Linked DNA regions of Homo sapiens: region 1 is linked to region 2. A link is a loop called in an ENCODE intact Hi-C map of the cell type or tissue named here. Cell type or tissue: heart left ventricle. All regions are shown on one strand. Region 1 has its middle 7.1 kb from the start of TMEM268. Region 2 holds the start of LOC124902254 (a long non-coding RNA gene).

The links. Hi-C counts contacts between places; a loop is a spot of excess contacts. Peaks named below come from ENCODE experiments on the same cell type or tissue, not always from the same donor. Only the 100,000 strongest peaks of a DNase experiment are listed, where the experiment ranks them.
Region 1: a loop joins it to region 2, with 2.1 times the contacts of the local background. A loop is called at or near these places in 20 of 110 quality-filtered maps.

Annotation. Positions count from the first base shown.
Region 1 is chr9:114,600,221-114,608,220 of GRCh38, reverse strand. It overlaps a transcript of TMEM268 not described here. Among named protein-coding and RNA genes, the nearest start is that of TMEM268, 7.1 kb to the left of the region's middle. RefSeq lists an enhancer at 141-200 and a silencer at 3,266-3,466. In heart left ventricle, no CTCF peak of the experiment used is centred here; no DNase peak of the experiment used is centred here.
Region 2 is chr9:114,491,596-114,499,595 of GRCh38, reverse strand. The region is part of intron 1 of WHRN (whirlin); the gene reads left to right. LOC124902254 (a long non-coding RNA gene) reads left to right here and starts at 6,696. Exons shown (of 2, transcript XR_007061743.1): 1 at 6,696-6,728. It also overlaps the pseudogene LOC100131877. RefSeq lists a silencer at 5,213-5,507. In heart left ventricle, no CTCF peak of the experiment used is centred here; a DNase peak (open chromatin) is centred at 4,265; H3K27me3 peaks cover 3,472 bases.

The DNA.
Region 1 (8,000 bases), 110 kb before region 2:
TCTTGGACAACGAGGTATCATGTGTTTGCATCTCTGAAATGTCACCAGTGTTCAGTCCTGGCATAGCAAGGAGGAGTGGGTGCTCATGTAGAATGGAGAAAGGACAATAGAATCCAGTGAAAGTAGGGTGAAATCCAGTCAGGTGTGCTGGAAAGCAGACTTCAGTAGTGATCATCTTGAATCCACAAGGTCCTTGTGGTGGGCCCAAGCCTCTCCCCACCCACAGCCTACCCTGGACTAATCTTTACTCACTCTCTCCCAACACGTAAAAACCCTATGCTCCAAAAATACAGAGCATCTCTCATTTCCTCCTATAACCCTCTCCCCCTGTTCTCTCACTTCTAGTTCTCAGTGGTTGCCATTCTCTCCCATCTGGAAAGTTGTCTCCAAACCCCAGCCCCATCGTTCTACCTGACGAACCAACTCATTCTCGGGTTTCAGCTGAAAGGGCCCTTCTTCTGGGAGCCCTGCCCTGTCCTGGGCCTAGGCCAGTTCCCCATTCTCATAGTTCATTCTCATAGTTACTCTTGTTTGTTTGTTTCTGGCTTTGTGTGTTTTTATTTTTTGAGACAGGGTCTCACTCTGTCACCCAGGCTGGAGTACAGCAGCGCGATCTTGGCTCACTGCAGCCCCGACCTCCTAGGCTCAAGTGATCCTCCCACCTCAGCCTCCCAAGTATCTGGGACTACAGGCATGCACCACCATTCCCGGCTAATTTTTTATTTTTAGTAGAGACAGGGTTTTACCATGTTGCCCAAGCTGGTCTCGAACTCTTGAGCTCAAGCAATACACCTGCCTCGGCCTCCCAAAGTGCTGGGATTACAGGTGTAAGCCACTGCGTCCAGCCCTACTCTTGCTTAACCTACACTCATCCCATACCCATCACATGGTATTGTCATTGTTCAGTGTCCCCTTTCCCAAAAAGAGAGTAAGCCTTTTGGGCATAGGGCTGTTTCTACCCATGTTCATAGCTATCCCCCTGCCCCTAACCCTGTCCTCAGTAATTGTTAAATGCATATGAAGTAGTGAATGAATAAATATGAATGAAATCATCAGGGCCTCAACTATAGATAAATCCAAATAACCACAAACCCCAGCCAAAGCCACCCTTACTCAGCAGTTGCTCCATCTGTCCTGTTGTGTCTGTAAGGGTTACAGACCCAGGGCTGAGGGCTAGCTGCCAACACTGTTTGATAACTTGGATGAAGTAAGAGAATGAACTTTTTTCCAGCCTGGCAGAACCTTAGTGTTGCAGCAGATGGTACTGAGAGAACCTCAGAACTGCTGGATGAGTAAGTGAAAAGGCAAAGATCAAAAGATCAAAACTTACATCTTGGTGTTTTTTGGTTTTTTTTTTTTTCTTTTGGAGCTCATGTGCCAGTTATAGATTCACTAACTTCCTAAACTTTTCATGGAGACATACTACTTGGAACATTGCCATGGCCTGAACAAATTGAACCAAAGAATGCAGTATTAGTAATTCAGGCTGGGAACTCAGACAGACCTGGGTTTAAATCCAGACTTCACCACAAATTGGCTCTGTGACCCTGTAGCCTCAGTTTCCTAATCTGCAAAATAGAAATGATAATACCTACCTCATAGAGATGGTAGGAAAATTAGATTATGTATATAGAGTACCTTGAATGCCACCTGGTATAAAGTTGATGTTAATAAATGTGAGCTATTTTAGAAATTATTTCCGAAAGTGTGTCCCACAGAATGTTCCGTTGCTAGTGGCTCCATTACATTGATTTCAGCTCCCGGAAGTCACATCCTCAAATGACGGACTCCACTATGGGAGAGGTAGACTAACTGTACGTGAGAGCTTGGGACTAAATACATAGCTGTGCTTGGCAGGAGGTGTGCTGGAAGTCAGACAGATCACATGCTGTTTGTCAGGAAACCGGGCCTAAGTCAGAAGAAAAAATCCTCTGAATTCCTATCAGGAAGGCCAGCAATCCCCCCGGGGCAGATAGGGGTCAGGGATCTGTTTCTACACTATGAACAGAAAGACAAGTGCCAGGGTCAGAAGAGTCAGAAGAGGGAGAACTCCCCTCTAGCGGCTGTGGAGAAGAGGCAAGGGCAGTTGAAGGCAATTGGGCTTTTTTAACTAGGTAACTAGACTATCGGTCTTTTCATCTTTAAAAACCACCTAAGATAATTGTAGACAACCCAGTCATGCTCTCTGAACAACCAGCCTTGTTTCTCTCCTAAACTTATCATCAACAGTAGCATCTAGAATGCTGCCATCCTGCTTTGTAAGTTATTTTCTTTTCTTTTTTGTTTTTTGATACAGGATCTCAACTTTGTTACCCAGGCAGGAGTGCAGTGGCACAATCTTGGCTCACTGCAACCTCTGCATCCCAGGTTCAAGCGATCCTCCTGCTTTAGCCCCCACAAGTAGCTGAGACTATAGGCAGCGCCACCACCATATCCAACTAATTTTTTTCTTTTGTATTTTTTGTAGAGACAGGGTTTCCCCCTGTTGCCCAGTCTGGCATCGATCACCTAAGCTCAAGCGATCCACCCATCTTGGCCTCCCAAAATGCTAGGATTATAGGTGTCAGCCACTGCACCCGGCCGTAAGTTATTTTCAAGTAGGAAAAAAAGGAGGCTGCCTGCTCCTTAACTCTTCAAGCCTACCCATCCCTATCAATCATCCCTTCAAACACAGTAAACTATGGCTTTAAATTCACAGCTGACCCAGGAGCCAGTGGCATCTGAAATTTTTTTAAAAGCCAGAGAAGATCTATGTTGACCTGATGATCTTTCACCTTCTAGATCTCCCTGAACCACTGGCCAAATCTTTCAATAAAGAATGTGCTTAACCTGCCTCTTAAGACCCATGTATTTGCACAAGAAGGAAAAAAAAAACCAGAAAAAAAAGCAAAACTAGAGCTGCCTGCCTGTGCTGAAGCTTTTTCAGTAATTTCAGAGCCACTGAAGTGATGTGAGATCAGTTGACAAGAGAAAAACACTCTGAGATCTGCCAGAATGACCCTCAAGGGGAGAAAAATAATTAAACAGGTGGAAAAACAAGGAACACGCAAGACTGATCAAAGCGTTTCTTTTCTGTTGAACAGCTTTTGCTGACTTCTGGTACCATCAGTTTTCTTGAGTACAATAAAGACCAACAAATGCAGAATGTTAGTTACGGGCCTTACTCAATCAGGCTCAAAGGCTTTACTGGGGTTACAGGAAGCCAAGTACCCAGTCCACTAATGTCCTGGGAGAAAAGCCTGAAGGCAGAGCATGGTAGGTTTTCTCTTGCAGCCTGCAGGCTGATCTGATGGGACTTCAATTCTGTCACTTCCTTGCTCTGTGACATTGAACATTCTGTAAGCCTCTGGGCCTCAGCTTTCTCATCCATGGAAGTGGGATTACAGTGTCTAACCTGCAGGGCTGCTGTGTGTTTATATATGTGCATAGAACATAATGGCCTTCCCTTGATAGAAGCAGAGATTGGACATGTGGCCTCTGACAAGTTACTTTTTTTTTTCTACAAGTTTCCCTCTCCTCTCCCCCATTCAGAAAGTGGAAGGGGTAATTCTTCAGGGAATTTGTGAGATGTTACCACAAGGTTACACAATGGCTTGCTGTAAACTATTTTATGTCTTTTTTTTTTTTTTTTTTTTGAGACGGAGTCTTGCTCTGTCACTCAGGCTGGAGTGCAGTGGTGCGATCTCGATCTCAGCTCACTGCAACCTCCAACTCCCAGGCTCAAGCGATTCTCATGCCTCAGCATCCTGAGTAGCTGGGACTACAGGTGCACACCACCACGCCCCAGTAAATTTTTTGTATTTTCAGTAGAGACAGGGTTTCGCTATGTTGGCCAGGCTCGTCTCGAACTCCTGGCCTCAAATGATCCACCAGCCTCGGCCTCCCAAAGTGCTGGGATTACAGGTGTGAGCCATATTTTATGCCTTTTATCAGGGCATCCTCTGTAGGTTTACATGACATAAAATTGCCCAGAGGGCAACTGAAGAGCATCACTCTACAATTTGGGAGAGGTAAAGGGAAAAGAATCAGATGGGTAAGATACATAAAAGGTATATAGCTATGAAGTTGTTCAATACTCAGTACACACCGTGGTTAAACACAGATGCAAAAGCCGGATTGCAAGTTTGAATCTTGGCTCCATCACTGCACATCCTTGGGCTGGTTCCTTAACCTCTCTCAGTCTCATATCCCATAAAAAAAAAAAAAGAATTAAATTAGTCAATATAAATGTAAAAGTTCTTACAACTAGCTGGCACATAGAAAGCTGTTAGCAGGCAGGGCATGGTGGCTCACATCCATAATCCCAGCACTTTGGGAGGCCAAGGCAGGCAGATCACTTGAGGTCAGCAGTTCGAGACCAGCCTGGCCAACATGGTGAAACCGCATCTCTACTAAAAATACAAAAATTAGCCAGGCGTGGTGGTGGGCGCCTGTAGTCCCAGCTACTCAGGAGGCTGAGGTGGGAGAATCACTTGAACCTGGGAGCGGGAGGTTGCAGTGAGCCGAAATCATGCCACTACACCCCAGCCTGGGCAATAGAGTAAGGCTCTGTCTCAAAAAAAAAAAAAAAAAGCTGTTAGCAGTTGTAGCAGAAACATGGTTTTACCCATGGAATATCCATGGGCTTCCCCTTATTTCTTAGCCTCCCTTGTGTTGGGTCGGGACACGTGACCTACACCAATATGCTGAGAACAAGTGTCATTTGAGGACTGAAGCAGGTGAGAGCTGATGCATGCTTGCCAACTTTTTCTTCCCATCACTGAAATTTCATGGAAACCATGTGGTGAGATGGTAGAGACACAAACTGGAAGTAATCCAAATCACTGAGCGGCCACATGGAGAACAGTCACCCTGAAGTCACCCAACTTGTATCAGATTTTGTAAGAAATAAACCTTTGTTACATTAAGCCACAGAGATTTCAGAACCTGTCCTGTCCTGACCGATGCAGCTATTATTAAACTTGTAATCAAGAATGATTAGTCTGAGAAAAGGACAGCAAATTTTAGAAAATTAGGAAACATTTGCTGAGTACCTAGAATGTTCCAGACATCTTGTATAGTGCCTTATCTTCTCTAATCTGGGGGTGGTTTTTGGCACCCAGGGGACATTTGACAATATCTGGAGATATTTTTTGTTTCACAACTGAAGGGGTTCTGCTGGCATCTAGTGGGTAGAGGCCAGGGACACTGCTACAAAGCCCTATAATGTATTAAGTGTACAAAAGGAAACCCTCCCGGCCAGGCATGGTGGTTCATACCTGTAATCTCTGCACTCTGGAGTCTGAGGCAGGCAGATGGCTTGAGCCCAAGAGGTTGAAGCTGCAGTGAGCCCTGATCGTTATGCCACTGCACTCCAGCCTGGGCGAAAGAGCGTCTCAAAAAAATAAAACCTCTCTGCTGTTGGTTTCTGTGACTGGCAACGTTGGGTTGCTTGGCTCAGTATTAATAGTCAAGCAGTTAAGTAAATAAGCACAACTCCATTAATCCAGAATAAAAATACTGTTGGCAACCCATTTAAACATTGAGTCTAAGCACTTGAACATGAGTGTTGCTTCATGTTTCTCCAGTTTGGGAAATCTGTATTTGCAGTTGGCAGAGATTAGGAGTTGCTACACTTAGCAATAAGGAGAGTAAAGCCTTAACAAAACTGGATACAGTTTGTTAAGCCCTCCAAACTGACATGTTAAGATGGAGATGTTTACCAGACATCCAAGTCAAAATATCAAATAAGCAATTTAATGACTACAGCTCAAGAGAAATGGGTTTGAGATAGAAATTTGGGTCTTCAGTATAGGTAATAAAGCCTGGAAATGAATGTGGTCTCACCAATAGAATGTTAGAGAAGTCCAAGAACAAAACCTTGGTGATATGGTTTGGCTGTGTCCCCACCCAAGCCTCAACTTCAATTGCATCTCCCAGAATTCCCACGTGTTGTGGGAGGGACCAAGGGGGAGGTAATTGAATCATGGGGGTCAGTCTTTCCTGTGCTGTTCTCATGATAGTGAATAAGTCTCACGAGATCTGATAGATTTATCAGGCTGCTTTTGCTTCTTCCTCATTTTCTCTTGCCTCCACCATGTAAGAAGTGCCTTTCACCTCCTGCCATGATTCTGAGACCTCCTCAGCCATGTGGAACTGTTAAGTCCAATTAAACCTCTTTTTCTTCCCAGTATCAGGTATGTCTTTATCAGCCGCATGAAAACGGACTGATACAGTATATTGGTACCAGGAGTGGGGTGCTGCTAAAAAGATAACCAAAAATGTGGAAGCAACTTTGGAACTGGGTAACAGGTAGAGGTTGGAACAGTTTGGAGGGCTCAGAGGAAGACAGGAAAATGTGGGGAAGTTTGGAATTTCCCAGAGACTTGTTGAATGGCTTTGCCCAAAATGCTGATACCAATATGAACAATAAGGTCCAGGCTGAGGTGGTCTCAGATGGAGATGAGGAACTTGTTGGGAACTGGAGCAAAGGTGACTCTTGCTATGTTTTAGCAAAGAGACTGGCAGCATTTTACCCCTGCCCTAGTGACTTATGGAACTTTGAACTTGAGAGAAATGATTTAGGGTATCTGGTAGAAATTTCTAAGCAGCAAAACATTCAAGAGGTGACTTGGGTGCTGTTAAAGGCATTCAGTTTTATAAGGGAAGCAGAGCATAAAAGTTTGGAAAATTTGCAGCCTATGTGATAGAAAATTAAAATGCATTTTCTGGGGAGAAATTCAAGCTGGCTGCGGAAATTTGCGTAAGTAGCAAGGAGGCTAATGTTAATCCTCAAGACCATAGGGAAAATGTCTCCAGGCCATGTCAGAGACCTTCATGGTCTGGACATGGAATATCTACGTCAGAGCCCATGGATATTCCACGGGTAAAACCATGTTTCTGCTACAACTGCTAACAGCTTTTCTTTTTTGAGGCAGAGCATTACTCTGTTGCCCAGGCTGGGGTGTCGTGGTGTGATCTCAGCTCACTGCAACCTCTGCCTCCCAGGTTCAAGTGATTCTCCCATCTCAGCCTCCTGAGTAGCTGAAACTACGGGCACCCACCACCACGCCTGGCTAATTTTTGTATTTTTATTAGAGAGCCCTTCCCATCACAGGCCTGGAGGCTCAGGAAGAAAAAGTGGTTGCGTGAGCCAGGCCCAGGGTCCCTGTGCTGTGTGCAGCCTAGGGACTTGGCACCATGTCCCAGCCCCTCTGGCCATGGCTGGCTGAAAGGGGCCAATGTACAGCTTAGTCTGTGGCTTCAAAGGGTGGAAGCCCCAAGCTTTGGCAGCTTCCACGTGGTGTTGAGCCCGCAGGTGCACAGAAGTCAAGAATTGAGGTCTGGGAACCTCCGCCTAGATTTCAGAAGATGTATGGAAACACCTAGATACCCAGGCAAAAGTTTGCTGAAGGGGCGGGGCCCTCATGAAGAACCTCTGCTAGGGCAGTATGGAAGGGAAATGGGGGGTCAGAGCCCCACACAGAGTCCCTACTGGGGCACTGCCTAGTGGAGCTGTGAGGAGACAGCCACCGTCCTCCAGACCCCAGAATGGGATCCACTGATAGCTTGCACCATGCACCTGGAAAAGCCACAGACACTCAACACCAGCCCATGAAAGCAGCCAGGAAGGAGGCTGTACCCTGCAAAGCCACAGGGACAGAGCTGCCCAAGACCACTGCAGGCTGTACCCTGCAAAGCCACAGGGGCAGAACCCACCTCTTGCATCAGCGTGACCTGGATGTGAGACCTGAAGTCAAAGATCACTTCGGAGCTTTACAATTTGACTGCCCTGCTGGATTTCAGACTTGCATGGGCCCTGTAACTGCTTTGTTTTGGCCAATTTCTCCCATTTGGAACAGCTGTGTTTACCCAATATCTGTACCCCCGTTGTATCTAGGAAGTAACTAGCTTGCTTTTGATTTTATAGGCTCATAGGCAAAGGGACTTGCCTTGTCTCAGATGAGACTTTGTACTGTGGACTTTTGGGTTAATACTGAAGTAAGTCTTTGGTGGACTAT
Region 2 (8,000 bases):
CACCGAAGCAGGCGTCCATAGGGGATTAGGCTCCAACTGGTGATTTCTTGCAAGGTTCTTTTATGACCTGGAAGGGAAGCCTTTGGTTTACCCTTCTCAGGGACCCCAGACTAATCCTCAGCCAGGACCAGCGAATCTGATTGGAAAGAATGACATTAAATGGCTGGAGGTATCTGGAGGTTGAAATACAAATCTTTCAAAACTGACTTCTTTTTTAAATTCCTGAGGAAGAATCTGATATTAACTCTGAACTCACGCAGACTTCTAATCATGCCCCAGGGTAGGGGTGATTTTTAAGATTTTGTGCTGCTGACATTGGCCTTTTACTGTTAAAGCCTGGCAAGCGGAAAGGGTGCAGAGAATAGGAATCACTTTCTCTCCATTCTTTTTCCGTGCATTCCTGATGTCAGCTGCAGGAAGCAGCATCATGGGGCAAGTGCACTTGTGGTTATTTATTTTTTCAATAGACTATTTATTAAAGCAGTTTTCGGTTCACAGCAAAATTGAACAGAAGATACAGAGATTTCCCATATAGTGGACACATGCTAGCCGCCCCCATTATCAACAATTGATGAACCTACATTGACACATCATTGTCACCTGGAGTATGTAATTTACATTGCACTTGCACTTTACTTTATTGGAAGCCTGTTGGGAACAGGGGAGACTGACATTAACGATTACCTACTATGTGCTGGGTGCTTTGTCCCTCCTGTTCCCTTTAACCTTCCCCAGGGGAGGCAGGCAGGCGAGGAGGGTCATGCTCAAGGAGATGGAACTGGGGAGCTTAAGGTCCCCATTGGGATTAGGAACCAAGTGGCCTCCTTGCTTGGACCCCAGCCCAAGGATTTTGTAGTCAGCCTCCTGGAAGACAATGCCAGCCAGTCCGCTTACTAGAAAGTGTGGCAGATGTCACATTTTGTACTTGACATTTGAGGGCCTTTTAAGAACCACCCAGAGACTTCACCTTACTAAGGTTGGGGGGCGGTCTGAGACCTACATATCAAGGGAGAGTGGTGTATTTCAGCCTGTTCCATCGTCGAGTAGAGACATGCATCCATACATTCTCTGAGCAGTGCTTACCACACACAGGCCTGTGGCTGATACTTGGACATCAGAGATGAATAGGACATGACCTCTGTCCTTGGGGGATAGAGACCCATCCGTGGCCACAGGTCACCCAGCATTTACAGTGCTGTGACATTCTCATGCCTCTGCATCCCTGCCACCCTCTCTGAAGTAGTACCCCTACCTGCCCACTCCTCTATCCTTTTGCCTGGCTTTAGTGTCCTGCAGCCCATTTGTCACTGCTAAAAGGAAATTTCTGTATGTCTTTTTATGGTCTGCCTCCCCCATTACAAGTTTGCTCCAGGATAACCAAGATTTGATCTGCCTTGCTTATTCACGCATCCCCAGCTCCCGGCACACAGTAGGTGCTTTAATATATAAATAAATATTTGCCGAATGAATGGAATGATCTTGCTCCTAATCCAGCGCTAGTGAATTCAGAATTCCCCAGCTCCTGAGAGTGAGATCTGATGGAAGTCTGTGTATGGCAGCGTTGTGGGTGCTAGACAAAAACACTGAAAAAAGCCACTGGCTCTAGTGTGTGCTTTACCACCAAGCTGGCTTTGTGGCCGTGGGCAGTTCACGTGACATCTCTGAACCTCAGTCTTTGGAGCTGTGAAATGGGCATAACTACCTCCCACCTGCCTCCTTCCCAGGTGGCTGTGGGGAGCAAATGACTACTAGGTGTGGCAACATTTGGAACCCTCTGCTATTTGAGTGTAAAGCCTTTAAAAAAAATGTGGTCTGTGCCTGGATACTCAATGGCTTTTCTCCTCCCCTGAAGCCCAGAGCCACTCTACAAGACCCTTTCAGCTAGTTCATTTGTCACTTTGCTCTTAATTTTCAAACCACATCCCCAGAAGTGGGTTATTTCAGCAGCCTGATTGTGTCTTTGATTCCAAAATAGAATTATTTATGCATTCTGAAGCAATCAATGAACCAATTTTGGGTGAGATATATCTTCTGGCTTTTGGGCTTCTTTCTTTTTTTTTTCCTTTTCTTTTTTTTTTTAAAAACAAAAAACAAAAACTGTCCAGGTTTCTAGAAACCCAGCATTTTGGGTGAAGGCCAAGTTTCCAGTAACCACACATATGCTTAAAAGCTGCTTTATTCTCTGAGCATGCATAAATGGATTTATTTTTTCTTCCTTTACAGTCCCAGCACCTTTGGCTCCTTCCCCGTTTGAGAATTTGTGTTCCTTTTGCTAAATTGGCTGTGGCTTTGCTTCAGTTAGCAGCCAGTTTCGTCATGATTTTTTTTCTCTCCACCTGAGTTTCCTAATATCAGCATCCTCTCAACTCTGTATGCAAAGCAAATATATCAGCCTTCCATAAACAGGTCCCCAAATGTCCTCTTTCCTGGATTCTAAAGCTGTAGGCTGCAGGGAAGAACAGAGTAAAATGATGTAAAAAAGGATATTCCCAAATACCTGTGTGTTAGAGCCTTAGAAGTGGTAATTTACAATGTTAGCTTGCTTAGGAATTAACAAACTCCCCAGCCAGGCCTTAACCATGCTAAAGTTTGGGAAACACTGTCTTCCTTTAGGATTCCTCCATCCCCAACACTGTTTATCCCCATAAAGGCTTGACCAGAGAGGTGAACCTTTCCTGTCCCCATCCTTAACTATCTTGCAGCAAGATTCCACTTGTGTAAGGTCAACTGACGTACTGGAAAATCTGAGGAAGGGTGGTATGTACCCAAGAGGTTAGAGATGGGTTTTGGAGATGGACCTGGGTTCATCTGACAGTGTAACTTGGCTGTGACCTTGGGCAGGTCCCTTTGCCTTTCTGTTACTCAGATATCCTACCACCAAACCTGGCCCATAGTCCTCACAAACATGTCATTGTTGCTGTTGAACATCAGAAATCTGGAAAATATGGCAGTGGAGGTCCTGCTGCAAGCATTGTAATGAAAAATGGTATGGACTGCCTTCGCTTGTCTTTGAAAGTCTTCTGTTATGCCTGCTTAGTTTTTTTGTTTGTTTGTTTGGTTGGTTGGTTGGATTTTTTTAGGTGGCATTGGAAGAAAATACTGGACTCAGGGCCCATGTGATCCACTGTAGCTGTTTGAATTGCAGAGTCATTTACTGAATGTAGTCAATATCCCCACATAGACAGAGTTTCTTTAAAAACGTAATTGCTCCTATCTGGCTTTTGGCATCGGCATTTTTGCTTTATAGCAGTAATAAAGCCTGGTGGTTGAATAGAATTCTGTGTCCCCCCACCGTCCCTTCTGATGATCTGTGAGGCCTTATAGCAATGTGGGTGGCATACCAGACAGTTGCATGACCCAGAGTGTGACAGCATTGTCCCCTGGATCAGCTGCATCCATAACTTCGTTTCCCAGCAACCTTCCCTGATGGCCTCCCCAGGGACCCTGATGAGGAGGGAGAGGAGGTGGCTGTTTTTAGAGCCCATTAAAGCAATTAATGCAGGTGAAATTGGTGATTTGTTAACATGGGCTTCTGCACTTAAAAAAAAAACCCTGTAATTTATTTGAGCTACATCTGAAAAGGTGTACAAAGTCTCATTAAGAGGTTTCTGATTAAGAAAAGAAACGTGGTCCAGCTTTCAGAAATTAACCTCCCATGTGGATAGGAAAACTTTGAAAGTCAGGGGAGGGATTTTCCTTCTGCCATGTCCATCCTCCTGTCCCTGGACGGAGGGGTGGCATCCTTTGTAGTGTTTGGACCCAGTGTACCCTTTTCCTTTTCTTCATCTCTTTCCTTCTGCCTCCCTCTTCTTTCTCTTTAGAGAATCATACATTTCTCCCAAATTTTCCCTGACTCTCTTGAGCCCCTCTCCTCCTGCAAGTCCTTCCAATCCTGAGATTTTTAAGTCTGCTTCTCAGGTCCATATACATGTACAGCTCTCCCTCAAATTCCTCTTTCCCCAAATGTCTGCATCTCCACCCATCTTCTAGCCTTGTTGTCTCTGCACAGGATCTGTGCCTCCTTTTAGTGTATTTATCTATTTTTTAATTGCCTTCTCGTTGTGCTTTCTCTCGCTCTTAAATTGTGGATATTTCCCCTGCTCTTGTTCCCCACTTTCTCCCACTTGAGTATTGCACCAGCCCCAGGGAGGCTGGACTCTCCAGGCTTTACTTCTTTCCAGCACTTCTCAGACCACACCTCCCTCTTCCCCGTCACCACCATTGCCACCAGCACTGCCGAACTGTAGCATCCTCCTGGCCAGCCTGTCTGTCTCCTGTCTTGCTCGTCTGCCCACCGGTCTGATGTCCATCCTGTTGACCGGGTACACTCTCTAAATACATATCTCATCAAGCTGTGCCCTGTCTACAACCCTGCTCTTGAGCTGGGAGCCTGCAGGGCAGACGCCAAGCTCCTCAACCTGGTGTTTGGGCTGCCCATGCTCTGATCTTTACCAGCAGTCCTGTTCCCCAAGTTGTGTCCACTCTTGGCCAAGCAAGCAACATACCCTCCTCTGAAGCAAGGCTTTCACTCTCTCCACCTGTTGACACCACTTATCCTGTTAGGTGCAACCTCAGTACGTCCTCTCCAGAGGACCTGCCTGCTCACCTCTGCCGCTGTCCCCACCCTGAGGAGCCTGCTCTTCCCTCCTGAAACCCGCTCCCCCCCCCAGTGTCATGGCCTTTCTCACTTCTGTCATGACACAGATAATGCATTTCTTGGTGTTTTCTTTTCTTTGTTGCTCATTGTATGATAATAACCTTTGATAGAGGGCTTAGAATGAACCAGACACTGTTTTCAGTGTACGTGTATAAACTCAGTTAAGCCTCATAATCACCCTGTGAAGTTCAAGTAGGTATCATTTTCATCACTTTGTTTTCCAAAATTGCCAAGAGTTTGTCACTTGCCAGTCATCCCAAAGGTGGAAAGTGACAGAGCCAGGATTTACACCTAGGTTTTGTTGACTTGAGGGGTTGCGTCTTTGCCCCAACAGCAGAGAGAAGGGATGCCCCACAGTGCTCGAGCCTGAGCTCCGAAGCCCTGGGTTTCCAAGACTGGCTCTGCCACTTTCTAGCTGTGGGGCCTTGAACCAGCTTCCTAACGTCTCTGATTCTCAGATTCCTCTTCAGTGAAATTGTAATGGGAATAATAGTAAAGTAGCAGACAAGTTACTTACCTTCTCTGTTCAGGTTTCCTCATCTCTAAAATGGGGATACTGATGATTATGCAGACAATGTGTTAAAGCACTGGGTGCATCTATTGGTCTGAACATTTGATGATCATTTACCATGTTCAAACTCCTGTGTTGGGATCTGTTTTCCTACCAGATGCTGCTCTTCCTGGCAGTGTAGAAGGTACAAAACAGATAACACGCACAAGATGTTTACAGTACTTAGCGCACTAAAAAATATCACCACCACTGGGAATCTTCTGTGACATCACAAGCTCTGTGTGGGTTTCATGTAAATCCCCCACTGACACTTCACCATACCCCCCCGGGAGAGGACTCTGAGAATTGGAAGAGGAGGTGACCCATCACGGGCACACAGTCAGGGGCACACAGTCAGGGGTGGTGGGACTAGGATTTGAACCCAGGTATTCTGGCCTCCAAAGTGCATGCTCATTGCCAGGGCTCTCGGCTGGCTGCTAACGGAGAAGCACGGCATACAGCCCAGCGTGGTGCTGGCAAGAGCAGGAGTTCAGTAAATGTGCGTTTCCTCCCTGAGTTTTTTCCTTGTGGAAATGGCTTTGTAGCTATTTGATGAGAAAACCTAGGCTGCAGCTTCCCTGTTCTCCCCTGGGCACACTGTATGCATTTTATTGACTAGATTTCAGGGACAGAGGTGGCATTGGGCACTTTTTCCTTTTTGTTTTTTTCCTTTTTCCTCTCTCTTATCTCTCTCACCATGCCTTGACCTTTGTCAGGTTTTTATTTTGTACGTTGTCTGTGGAAATTCCCTGATAGATAACTGGTGACTTGTGAAATTATCTCATTGAATGGTGGAGTCTCTGAATTTGTCTACACTGCCTGATCAGCACACTTCAAGGATGAGAGGAGGGTCTCTCTCCTGGGCCTCATGTGAAAGGCTGGTGGTCATTAACTCTGCTGTCACAGACTGGACAAGTTAAAGGGGCATTTTGTTTGGTCATAGGAAACAAATGGAATAGAGGAATTTGTCTAGGCTGTTAAATAAAACGTTTTTTCTCCCCACCCCCCCACCCCCACTTTTTTTTTTTTTTTAAAAAAAAGATAGGGTCTTATTCTGTTGGCCAGGCTGGAGTGCAGTGGCGCGATAACAGCTCTCTGCAGCTTTGAACTCCTGGGCTCAAGTGATCTGCTTGCCTCAGCCTCCCAAGTAGCTGGGACTACAGGTGTGCACCACCACACCTGGCTAATTGTGTTTATTTTTGGTAGAGATGAGGTCTCACTATGTCGCCCAGGCTGGTCTCAAACTTCTGGGCTCAAGCGATTCTCCTACCTCGGCCTCTCAAAACACTGGGATTACAGGCGTGAGCCACTGTGCCTAGCCTCTTTATTTTAATTACCTAACATATATGGACTTAATTGTTTTTCTTTTTTTGAGATAGGGCCTTGCTCAGTCACCCGGGCTGGAGTGCTGTGATGCGATCCTGGCTCACTGCAGCCTCAACTTTCCAAGCTCAAGCAATTCTCCTGCCTCAGCCTCCCGAGTAGCTGGGACTACAGGCTTGCGCCACCATGCCCAGCATGGTGTGTATATATATTTGTGTGTGTGTGTGTATTTTTTTTTCTTTTGTAGACGTGGGGTTTCACCATGTTGCGCAGGCTGGTCGTGAGCTCTTGGGCTCAAGCAATCTACCCACCTCCACCTCCCAAACTGCTGGGACTACAGGTGTGAGTCACCACGCTGAGCCTGGACTTAATTTTTAAAACTTGAAAACTTCAGAAAAACGCCAAAAGACCCTCCCCAAGTCAGTAATAATTGTACCCACTCACCTGCCAGAAATAATCACTATTGACAATTAGAGTACCCTGTGTGCATCTGTGTATGCATTTGTATTGGGAATTCTTCCCAAAGCTGCCATTCTGAGCATCGTTATCTAGCCTATTCGTTACACCAAGCGATGTATGATGACTGTGTTCCCACCTTGATAAATGTTTCTACACTGTGATTTTTTAATGATTGCATAATATATCGTAGTGAAGAGGTACATGATTTATTTAACTAATTTCTTCTTGTTAGACAGTTTGTTTTTTAATATTATCCATATTGCTGCTTTAGACATCCCTGCACATTCATCTTTAAGCACATTTCTAATAATTCCTTGGGCTGTCTTTCTAGAGGTGGCATTGGCTCGGGGGAGAGGCGCAATTTTAAAGCTTCTGATTAACTGTTGCCAGACTGCCCCTGGGACGGAATTTGTTTTGTATATTCCCTCCCACCAGCGTTTAACAGCAGTTGATGCTCTTCATTTTTCTCCAGCCATGCCGACACTGGGTATTATATTTCTTTTCCATTTTTATCAATCTGTTAGACAAAAAGGTATCCTGTTTTAATTTACATAACTTAAATAGTGAAGTTAAGCTCTTTTTTTTTTTTTTCAAATTACAAAGCTACTTTTAATACTTTGGGGTGAGCGCCACAGGAATAAAAAACACTGGGAAGGGGTAACCTTGTCACCCCGGGAGTGACCCAGGAGGAGAGAGGCCACCTGATGGGGGAAGGAAGCACAAAAGGGACCCGCTGCAGACTCAGGGCAAAGGGAAGCCATCAGGGCTGGGACTTGTGGGCCCTGCAGGAGGAGACGTGGGCATGGTGGGACTGGCTCCAGGCACTCAGGCAAAGGGCGGGAGGGTTGGACACGAAGCACAAAGCTACTTGGGTTCCTGCTGCTTCTCGTTTGCCTTTTTCTCCTTCTGCTGCATGATCTCCAAGTCCCTCTGCTTGCGGGTGGCGGCAAAAAGCCTGTCATCTTGGTGCTTTCCCTTAACCGAGGCGCGCTCTGCTTTTTCATACTCTTC